2 separate regions of the Homo sapiens genome follow, and region 2 is linked to region 1. A link is a loop called in an ENCODE intact Hi-C map of the cell type or tissue named here. Cell type or tissue: K562. All regions are shown on one strand. Links, peaks and the distances in the headings refer to the core of each region. The heading gives the core; the rest is flanking DNA.

The links. Hi-C counts contacts between places; a loop is a spot of excess contacts. Peaks named below come from ENCODE experiments on the same cell type or tissue, not always from the same donor. Only the 100,000 strongest peaks of a DNase experiment are listed, where the experiment ranks them.
Region 2: a loop joins it to region 1, with 4 times the contacts of the local background. A loop is called at or near these places in 3 of 110 quality-filtered maps.

Annotation. Positions count from the first base shown.
Region 1 is chr11:31,814,321-31,818,704 of GRCh38, forward strand. It overlaps PAX6-AS1 (PAX6 antisense RNA 1), which reads left to right and starts at 2,246. Exons shown (of 3, transcript NR_033971.1): 1 at 2,246-2,319. It also overlaps a transcript of PAX6 not described here. RefSeq lists a silencer at 57-311, enhancers at 1,275-2,036, 3,558-4,317 and a promoter at 3,483-3,755. In K562, for the core only: a CTCF peak has its summit at 1,860 (motif pointing left); a DNase peak (open chromatin) is centred at 1,813; H3K4me3 peaks cover 1,934 bases; H3K27me3 peaks cover 4,000 bases.
Region 2 is chr11:31,395,428-31,399,811 of GRCh38, forward strand. The region is part of intron 2 of DNAJC24 (DnaJ heat shock protein family (Hsp40) member C24); the gene reads left to right. Among named protein-coding and RNA genes, the nearest start is that of DNAJC24, 28 kb to the left of the region's middle. In K562, for the core only: a CTCF peak has its summit at 2,011 (motif pointing right); no DNase peak of the experiment used is centred there.

The sequences.
Region 1 (4,384 bases), core at 239-4,238:
GGCAAGCATCTCACCCGCACCGATCCCTGGCATTCCCCTGTGCCCACCCCATCAGGCCTTCGGGGAGGCAAAGAAGTGCCCACTTCTGGGGGGAAGTGCCTCCAGCTCCCAGCTTCAGAACCAAGAGCCTCCCATCCGGAGTTCTGACAGTTCTGACACCTCCAAACTCTCTCTTTCCCCGGTCAAGCAGAGGCGCAGCGCCGGCGCGCTGGAAAGGGTGAAGACTGGCATTTTTTGGAGAAGGAAAGTCTTGGCAGACACCTGCGTCACTTTGTAGTGCCCCAAACGTCTCTCTTTTTGCAGACCCTGGGAAGGTGGGATCCCTTGTCCGCGGAGCTGGCAAACGGGTCCAGTGAGCCCTAAAGGCAAAGGCTCCCATCCCGGCCGCCCAGTCCCTGGTGCCTCCCCCACTTCCAGGCCTTTGTCCCTCTCCTTTCTCCAGCAACCTGCCGGTTCCCGCTAACCCGGCAGCCTCGCCGAGCCCAGAGCCTAGAAAAGCCAAGAAGATCCCAGAGCCGCCCCGTGGCACCTTCAGGCTGTGGCCACTGCTCGGCTTGGGGGGAAGCCGCGGTGCCCTCGCCCTTCCTCGCCTCCTGCCAAATGGCCAGTGCTAGGGGCTCCCTGGGTTCAGTCCTCAGTCCTCTTCCGTTCGCTCTGGGAGGCCAGCCTGTCTCTCTCTCTCTCTCTCTCTCTCTCTCTCTCTCTCTCTTTCTCTCTCTGTCTTCTCCCTGCCCACCCCCAAAATACCTTTAAAATAACATTGTCCAGTGGAGTCTCCCAGCAAAGGGATTCCTAGCAGCCCAGCGGGTCAGACTCCCAAGGCTTTGCCTCCCAGTCCCTCCATGCTGTTGTCCAGATAGGAGTTAGGTTTAAAACTCCTGACATGTAGGACAACTGAAATCAGCGGCACTCTCCGATTTTTGCAAATAGGGTTCCTAGAAAAGTTTGCTTTCCATTTCATCACCCTGTGACGATCCCCCCATCTCTCTTTTCCCTGTAACCTCTGCCCCCAAGAGGCAAGAGTTCAGCTTCAAAGGAAAAGCAAGCAAGTCAAGGCCACCTCAGTCCCTTCTCCCTGGATATCCCCTCTCTAAACCGCTGCCTATTCTAAAGGCCAACGACCCGGTCCTGCGATTTGTCCCGTTGTAGACCTGGGAACAGGCAGGCGGGAACTGGGGGCTTTACTGGGGGATTTGAGGCTGGGGAGGGGGAGGGAGCAAATGTCATGGCTGGCTCGCTCAAGCATCCAGGGAACCGAAGCTAAGCGCATCCTGACGGGCTTTTAAAATGACATTGATTAGGACAAGCTGTTCCCAACCCCAGTAAGAGTTAATCTGCCTGTTAATCAAGGCACTAAGGGGCTCAATGCGAGTTTTATTAGCGACAGGAGAACAGAGGCGGCAGCCAGGGATCAAAAGCCGGGATCCCATATATTTGTCAGCGCTATCTCCAAAAAAAAAAAAAAAAGTATTTTCAATTTGAAAACAATTCGGCGCTTTTCGTCACTTCCTAACCCAGTCTCACAGAGGGTGACTTCCAAACCTGGCTAGCGGGGAAAACCGCTGCCCGGGGGACAGAGGGGCTGACAGGAACTGCGGGTTGGCTCAGCCGAATGCGGCCGGGGAGAATTTAAGAATTCTCAGCCCGCGCGGCCCGATGCCTCTGATTCCTCACGAGAGGAAAGGGAATGAAAAATGAAGCAACAAATGACACCACCCAGGCTGGCAGCCCTCGTTCCCGGCCAGACCCCGCTCCTCAGGCCCGGCTCTGGCGCCGGGTGGCGTCCAGCCCCTGCACGCGCGGCGCGGCCCGCGGGAAAGTTTGTGCAGCGAGAGTGACTGTCCTTCCGCCTCGCGCGCGCTGCCCCCTTCTGCCCCGGAGGGGCGTTGGGTTCCCTTCGGTTTTCCTTTCCAATTCTAAAATAAATAAATAAACTCCGGGCCCTGGGGAAATCTGAATAGTAATTCCAGTCATCCAAATTCTATGAGAGGGTCTGAGGAAAAAAAGACAAGCCTATCACGGGCGCCCTCCGATCACGAAGGGCACGGGCATGAGAAGGCGACAGAGGAGGTCCTCGGCTCGCCCTGGGCGCGGAGCGAGGACTCTGGTCAGAGGTAATTATGTCACCGCGTTTTCTCGCCGTGACAGCCGAATAAACACGATCTCCAATAAACATCTCTAATGAGGGAGGAGGCCCGAGGATGGCTGGGTTTGATTTATGACTGGAGGAGAAGGTCCACTTCCCACTGCGAAGCAGGCGACCTGCTCGCCGCCCAGCTCCAGGGAGAGGAACCCGCGGAGGAGAGGATCCCGGCCCAGGTAAGGCGTGCGGCCGGACTGCCACTGCGCTCGTCCCCCGTTTCCAGGTGAGGTGAGCAGGGGGCGCCACCGCTCGGAGTCGGGCGGAGGTCCCAACACCTGTCACAGGTGACTGAGCTCCGAAGGTGCTCCCAGAAGACCTAGAAAGGGGGCGCAGGAGCGCGAGTGGGAGTGGGGGTTGGGGGCTAGCCGGGGCCTGGCCCAGAGGCCGCCCCAAACTCCCGGGCGGGGTTCTTGGGTGCCCCGCCTAAGCCGGCCTGGGCGTCTCCAGCTGCTTTTAGGGCCGGGCTCCCAGGACTTTCGCCCGGCTGAACCACAAGTTAGTCTAAGTTTGGGTCGTCCCTTCCCTGACTCACTAAGGGGACACTTCCGGGCCCCGGCTCTGGCCCTCCAAGGGCCGCAGGGTGGTGGGCGCTTCTCTTTCCCGGGCTTGGCGGCCCGGCTCCCATGGCGCCCGCGCGCTTCCCGCCGAGGCAGCCAGCGCAGCGCCCGCAGTAACCGGAGCCCGCGTTCTAGCTCAGTGAGAATCGCTAATTATTAGGTCTTCCGAAGTGAAGCTCAAATCACACGCTGGGAGCTTTACGCGCTGCCCAGCTCTGTCGGCCGCATTCTTTCGTACTCCGCGTCTTTCTGAGAAACGAACCCCATCTCTAGACTTTGTTGCGGTCCAGCCATCTGCACTTTGCAACCGCGGGAAACTTCTGCTGCACCTCGCCCGACCCGCGGCAGGGTGTCTTTAAGCGCTCCAGGCGCGGGTACGGACTTTCCCAAGCGTGGATGTCGTGAACTGCGATGCAGAGGAGGTCTGGATGCAAAGTGCGTCCCCACCTCCTGCATTTTTCGCGGTCGCGAGTGGCTTTAGCAGACAGCAGCAGCAGACTCCCGCCCCCTACTCCCAGCTCAGGGCCGGACTGGAAGTCCACTCTTAGGAGTGGAACATTTTGCTACTTTTGCAGAAGAGCACACTCGGCAAAGACAAGTCCCTCCTCCACCCCCCTTCCTATCCCTCCCTCAGTAACTCGCTTCCATCTTTGTATGCCTCCTTTTAAAAGCAAAAATCAAGCCCCGGGGCCACTTGGGGCGGGCTTTGATTTGGGGACAGCAGTCGCTGGCAGCGGAGAGGCCCCGCGGGCCCCGAGCCGGGCCGGGGCCGGAGCCCGGGCGGTTACCTGGGAGCGGAGGGCGGGGAGGCAGGTGAGCCTGGCAGCGCCGGTTCCCACACTTCTCACCGCCGCTCGGCAGGGGAAGTGGCAGATCTGACAGCCGCGTTCTACGCGAGGACCTGCCCCAGAGTTTAAATGTCAATGATAAGAAAAGAGGGTGCTCAGGCAGGCGCTAACTTTCCTTAATATCCACGCCAGCGCCGTCCTCATTGGCTGCCCGGCCCGCGTGACGTCATGGCGGCTAGAGTTGGGCACAGCTCTGCGCCGACTAGTTTTCCGGCCGGGCGGGAGCCTGCTTCTCCCCACCCAGGGTCCGGCCGGCTCCAACCCCTGCTTTGGCCTTCCTTGGCCCGGCCTGTGACTGCTCTAGCCCGGCCCGGTCCAGCCTGGGCCGCCGTCCTGTATGGCGTAGAGTCGATCCCCAGGAAACTAGTCTTGCCGAGTGCGCTCCTCCGCACCTTCGGGCACTAGGGCCCCAAGATCTCTGCCCTTAGGCTGGCCAGCTACCTCTCTGGGTAATCACCCTGTCCCCTCCTCCGATCCCCAAGGGAGTCCCTTCATCGGAGAGACCCGAAGGCCGCGCCGGGATGGAGAGGCGCTTTTGGCAGGAATCATTTTTAGGAGGAGTTCGAGGCTCGATGAGTACCCTCAACCTGGCCCTCGAGCCCGCAAGTCACTAGCTGGGCACAGACGGGGGCTCCGGGAAGAGGACATGCGACCCCTTTTTCAGGGCCTAGGCCAAAGGTCTCTCCAGGCCTGCTGGGTTCTCAAGAGGGAAGCCCTAAAGGGGGCCTACCCGGGCTTCCCTCGCCCTCTGGCTGAAAGGCTCCAACCACATTAGAAAATGTAGGTGATTGTATTTATCTTTGACTTTGAATTAACTGTTGACTTTGTGACTTAGA
Region 2 (4,384 bases), core at 301-4,300, 420 kb before region 1:
GTCGAATGGTAGTTCTGTTTTAAGTTGTTTGAGGAACCACCAAACTGCTTTCCACAGTAGCTGAACTTATTTGCATTCCCACTAGCAGTGTATAAGCATCCATTATTTTTTTACCTTTAAATGATAGTCATTCTGACTGTATACCCCAATTTTTAAAAAATTTAAATTTTGTTCAAAATATATTGACTCATAATGTGTTATTTGATTTTTACAAAACACTGTGAAGTATATGGACATATTTTTTATTCATTGACTAAATATTAAGGGTCTTGTAACGTGTCAGGCACTGTGCTAGGTGCTATGGATTTAGTGGTGAATGTGGACAAAGGTCCTTACTCTCATGAGTAGCTTATAGTTTGGCAAATATTCTTTTCATTTTTCAAACAAGGAAATTTTATACAGTTGAATAACTTTTCTGGGATCACAAGATTTGTAATAACAGAACCAGAATCAAAACTCAGTTTTTAGTATTTTAAAAATCAGTGTTGCTCCAGTTATCTCTTGTATCTTTAATTTCCCCTTTCCATTAGCTTTTTCCACTCATCCAGTAAAAGCTCTTCAAAAAATTCTTCATTGACCTTGGTTCTTTGAACTGTCACTCCTTTCTTCTTGCCAAACATTAATTGTCTACTATCCATTGGCTTCTCAGCCCACTCCATTTCACCACTGACAGTCTTCTAAACGGTGACTACCGAAGTGGCCAGTGTTCCTTTTTTGCCAAATGTAGTGGATTTACTGTGACATCTGATACTGTTGTAAGTCTTGAATTTTGAAATTTCTTCCTCTCTGGGCAGGAGCATGTCTTTCCTGATTATCTTCTTGCTTGTCTGACCACTGCTCTATTTTCTTTTCCAGGATCTATTCCTCTATGTGATATAAATGTCACTGTGCTTCTGAGTTTTATTTGACCCTCTTCACTTACAAGGAAATCAAGGATTCTTCATCTGAGGCTCAGGGGACTTTGGAGGTCGGTTAGCCCCTCAATTATATGCAAATTTTTATAAGATTCTTAGAGGAGTTCATAACTCAAAAAGGTTAAGACAGACTGCTCTCTGTGTATTCCTTTAGCTTTATCTGCTGCATGAGTGACTTCCAAATTTATGTCCCCTGCTTCCTATGTTTCCCCTTGTCTGACTCCCGCCTTTGATCTTCAGCAGCCTTAGTTTAGCATAGTTCCTCAGGAGGGCTACAGTAGCACAGTAGTTTTTTTATTGCCAATCTCCCTATCTATCCTCTTACCCATTCCATCCTACTATCAGTTTAGAATGTTTTTGTCTTTGAAACAAAAACATGATTATGTCCCTATCATGAAAATAATGTGGAGTTTTAATTAGGAACAAATCCACATTTCTTGGCATACTAAAAAACTCTCTATGATTTGACCCCAGTCTAGCTTTTCAACTTCATCTCCCTTTTCCCTATCCAACCATTCTTTCACTCATTCTTGGTCTGACTTACAGTTCTGCTTTTCGTAACTCTAATACCCATTTTAGTACTTTCTTGCCTTGTATTTGCTACTTCCCTCTCCCTGGAATACCTTTCCTTCCCAATCCTACACAGTTTCTCCATAGCCAACTCTATGCATCCTTCAAAACCTAGTCATATATCACCTTTATTATAAAACCTTCCCCAACTTATCCAAGTGAAAACTTTCTCATGCTGTCATCTTATTCATGCATCTATCCTTCCCAATGCATTATAATAAATTGTTGGCATGCCTACTCTTTACCACTAGACTGTGAGTCCCTCAAGGATAGGGATCCCTGTTTATTCATCATGGTATCTTCATTGGCTGGCACAATGTCTGGCTTGTTGTAAGGTAGTAAATAATTTTTTTTGATGGATAAACATTTTTACGATGCCAGTTTTACACGTGGGTTATATTTTCTCTGAAGCACAAAACCTTAAAAGAGTTTAAAAACATTTTAAAAACCATGTTTCATTTGTTAACTTGCATAAAAGATCAATGAATCGTTGACTGCTTCTTTAGGCAATATTTTACTAAGCAATAGGTGGCAGTAGTGTGTTGTACTTGACTTTACCTTTGTGATTTTTTTTTTTTTTTTCAGCTTTCATAATCTTAATGCAGTGTCAAAGTGTAAAGGACACAATTGCAGTACTCTGATACCTAACTTTTTGTAACATGATCATGTTTTAAGCAAGTGAGCATCTCATAGAAAATAAAGCAAAACAACAACAAAACACAGCCAAAGTCAGTCAATGTGCATCTCTTGCCTGTCTAAACTATATTCAGATTCATTAGAGAATTACAACTGCACGGTCTTAACAGCATTTCCTCACCAACTGTTTAACAGCTGCTTCAAAATAACAGTGATTTGCAATAATGAAAATCAAAAATTATCTCAGAGGATATGTGTTTCTTTTTTTTTTTTATTTTCCCCCGAGATGGAGTCTTGCTCTGTTGCCCAGGCTGGTGCGATCTCAGCTCACTGCAACCTCTGCCTCCTGGGTTCAAGTGATTCTCCTGCCTCAGCCTCCCGAGTAGTTGAGATTACAGGAGCGTGCCACCATGCCCAGCTAATTTTTGTATTCTCAGTAGAGATGGGATTTCATCATGTTGGCCAGGCTGGTCTCGAACTCTTGACCTCATGATCCTCCTGCCTCGGCCTCCCAAAGTGCTAGGATTATAGGCGTGAGCCACCACGCCTGGCCCAATATGTATTTCTTGGTATCCTAAGAAGCCTACTTAGGCCTTTATTTCAAAAATAGTGTATTAAGTTCATTGACTTTAACTACAGTTATTAAATGCTTTATTTTTCTTCTTTTACTCTTTTTTTTTTCCCTGTCAGTATTAAGGTCACCTATCTTGTTTATTGAGCTTCATTTAGTTGACTTTCTCTCATCATTAGGTATTTAGAATTAAGGATTGTTACCACCTCTCCAGCCTTATGCATGTAATCCCATCATTAATTTTGAACACCTATATATGAGAATGTTACATACCTGTATACCTATATATGTTAGTATATTTCATTTCACTTGTTGTTTCCTGTAGCTTATAAAGTTAAATCAGTTGAAGTTTTATTTAAAGAATATTTGTACATTTTAGGTCCACAGGAACATTTCTGCAAATAAAAGAAATAGATAACTTTTATAGGAAACAGTTTTAGCATTGATTCAAATAAGAGGTAGATAAAGATAATCTGTGACATTTTCTTTCTCATATCTTGTTTACTGTTTTTTTCCCATCTCAGGGGTAAAGCACCCAAGGGAATTCAAAGCCACTGAACTAGTATCATTAATATGGCAGAATGATCAAGATCAATTAATATAAGAAAAGCATGAAAGCGTTGACAGAACACACTACTTAATTAGTACCTGATGGCCTTGGTGGCCAGAGCAAGAGCTCTGAGTTGTTGTAGGAGAGCCCCTCTATAGGATCTGTATGTGTACATCGCCACTCTTATTTAGCAGGGATGACTTTAGTTTGACATCAGTTTCTTGAGTCCTTAATTGTATAAAAAAACATCTTTTCCCTGAACCCAGAGAGTAGGTGAAGTCAGCAAGTACCCTCCCTACTGCTAATCGTCATCTGGGGAAATTGGAGGTAAAGGGTTGATATCAGAATTCTCTCTGTAGCTTGTGTTGAATATATCATCAAAGACTTATTTGATTTGCTTTGGGGGAGTGGAGGTGTCTGGGTTTATATTTATATTGGATATTATGTAACCCACTGCACAAGATTTAAAATTGTTTTTATATCTTATGTGCAGTCATACAGGACAGGGGTTATGCTACACTTGCATATATTCAAAAGAGAAAAAAGGCATGTTACTAACAAAAGGAATTGGTATAACATTATATTTTAGAGTTAGTAAATCTCACAGTTTAAGGTATATTATAGAGGTTTTAAAAAAGGTTTTGCCATAAATTGCCATGGATTCAGTAATTCAACCACGTATCTTAACCTTTTACATTTCTTTATTTTTGTGAATTCTGTTTCTGCAGATCTATCTCTTAATTCTCTTTTTTTTTTTTTTTTTTGAGACGGAGTCTCGCTCCGTCACCCAGGCTGGAGTACAGTGGCACGATCTCAGCTCACTGCAACCCTGCCTCCTGGGTTCAAGCGATTCTTCTGCCTCAGCTTCCTGAGTAGCTGGGAGTACAGGCGCACGCCATCACGCCCAGCTAATTTTTGTATTTTTAGTAGAGACGGGATTCCAACATATTGGCCAGGCTGGCCTCGAACCCCTGACCTCGTGATCTGCCCGCCTCGGCCTCCCAAAGTGCTGGGGTTACAGGCGTGAGCCACCATGCCCAGCCTCTTTTTTTTTTTTTTAACTGTTTTTTCTTTTTTTTTTTTTTTTTTTTTTACTTCAAGCTCCAGGATACATATGCAGAATGTGCAGGTTTGTTACATAGG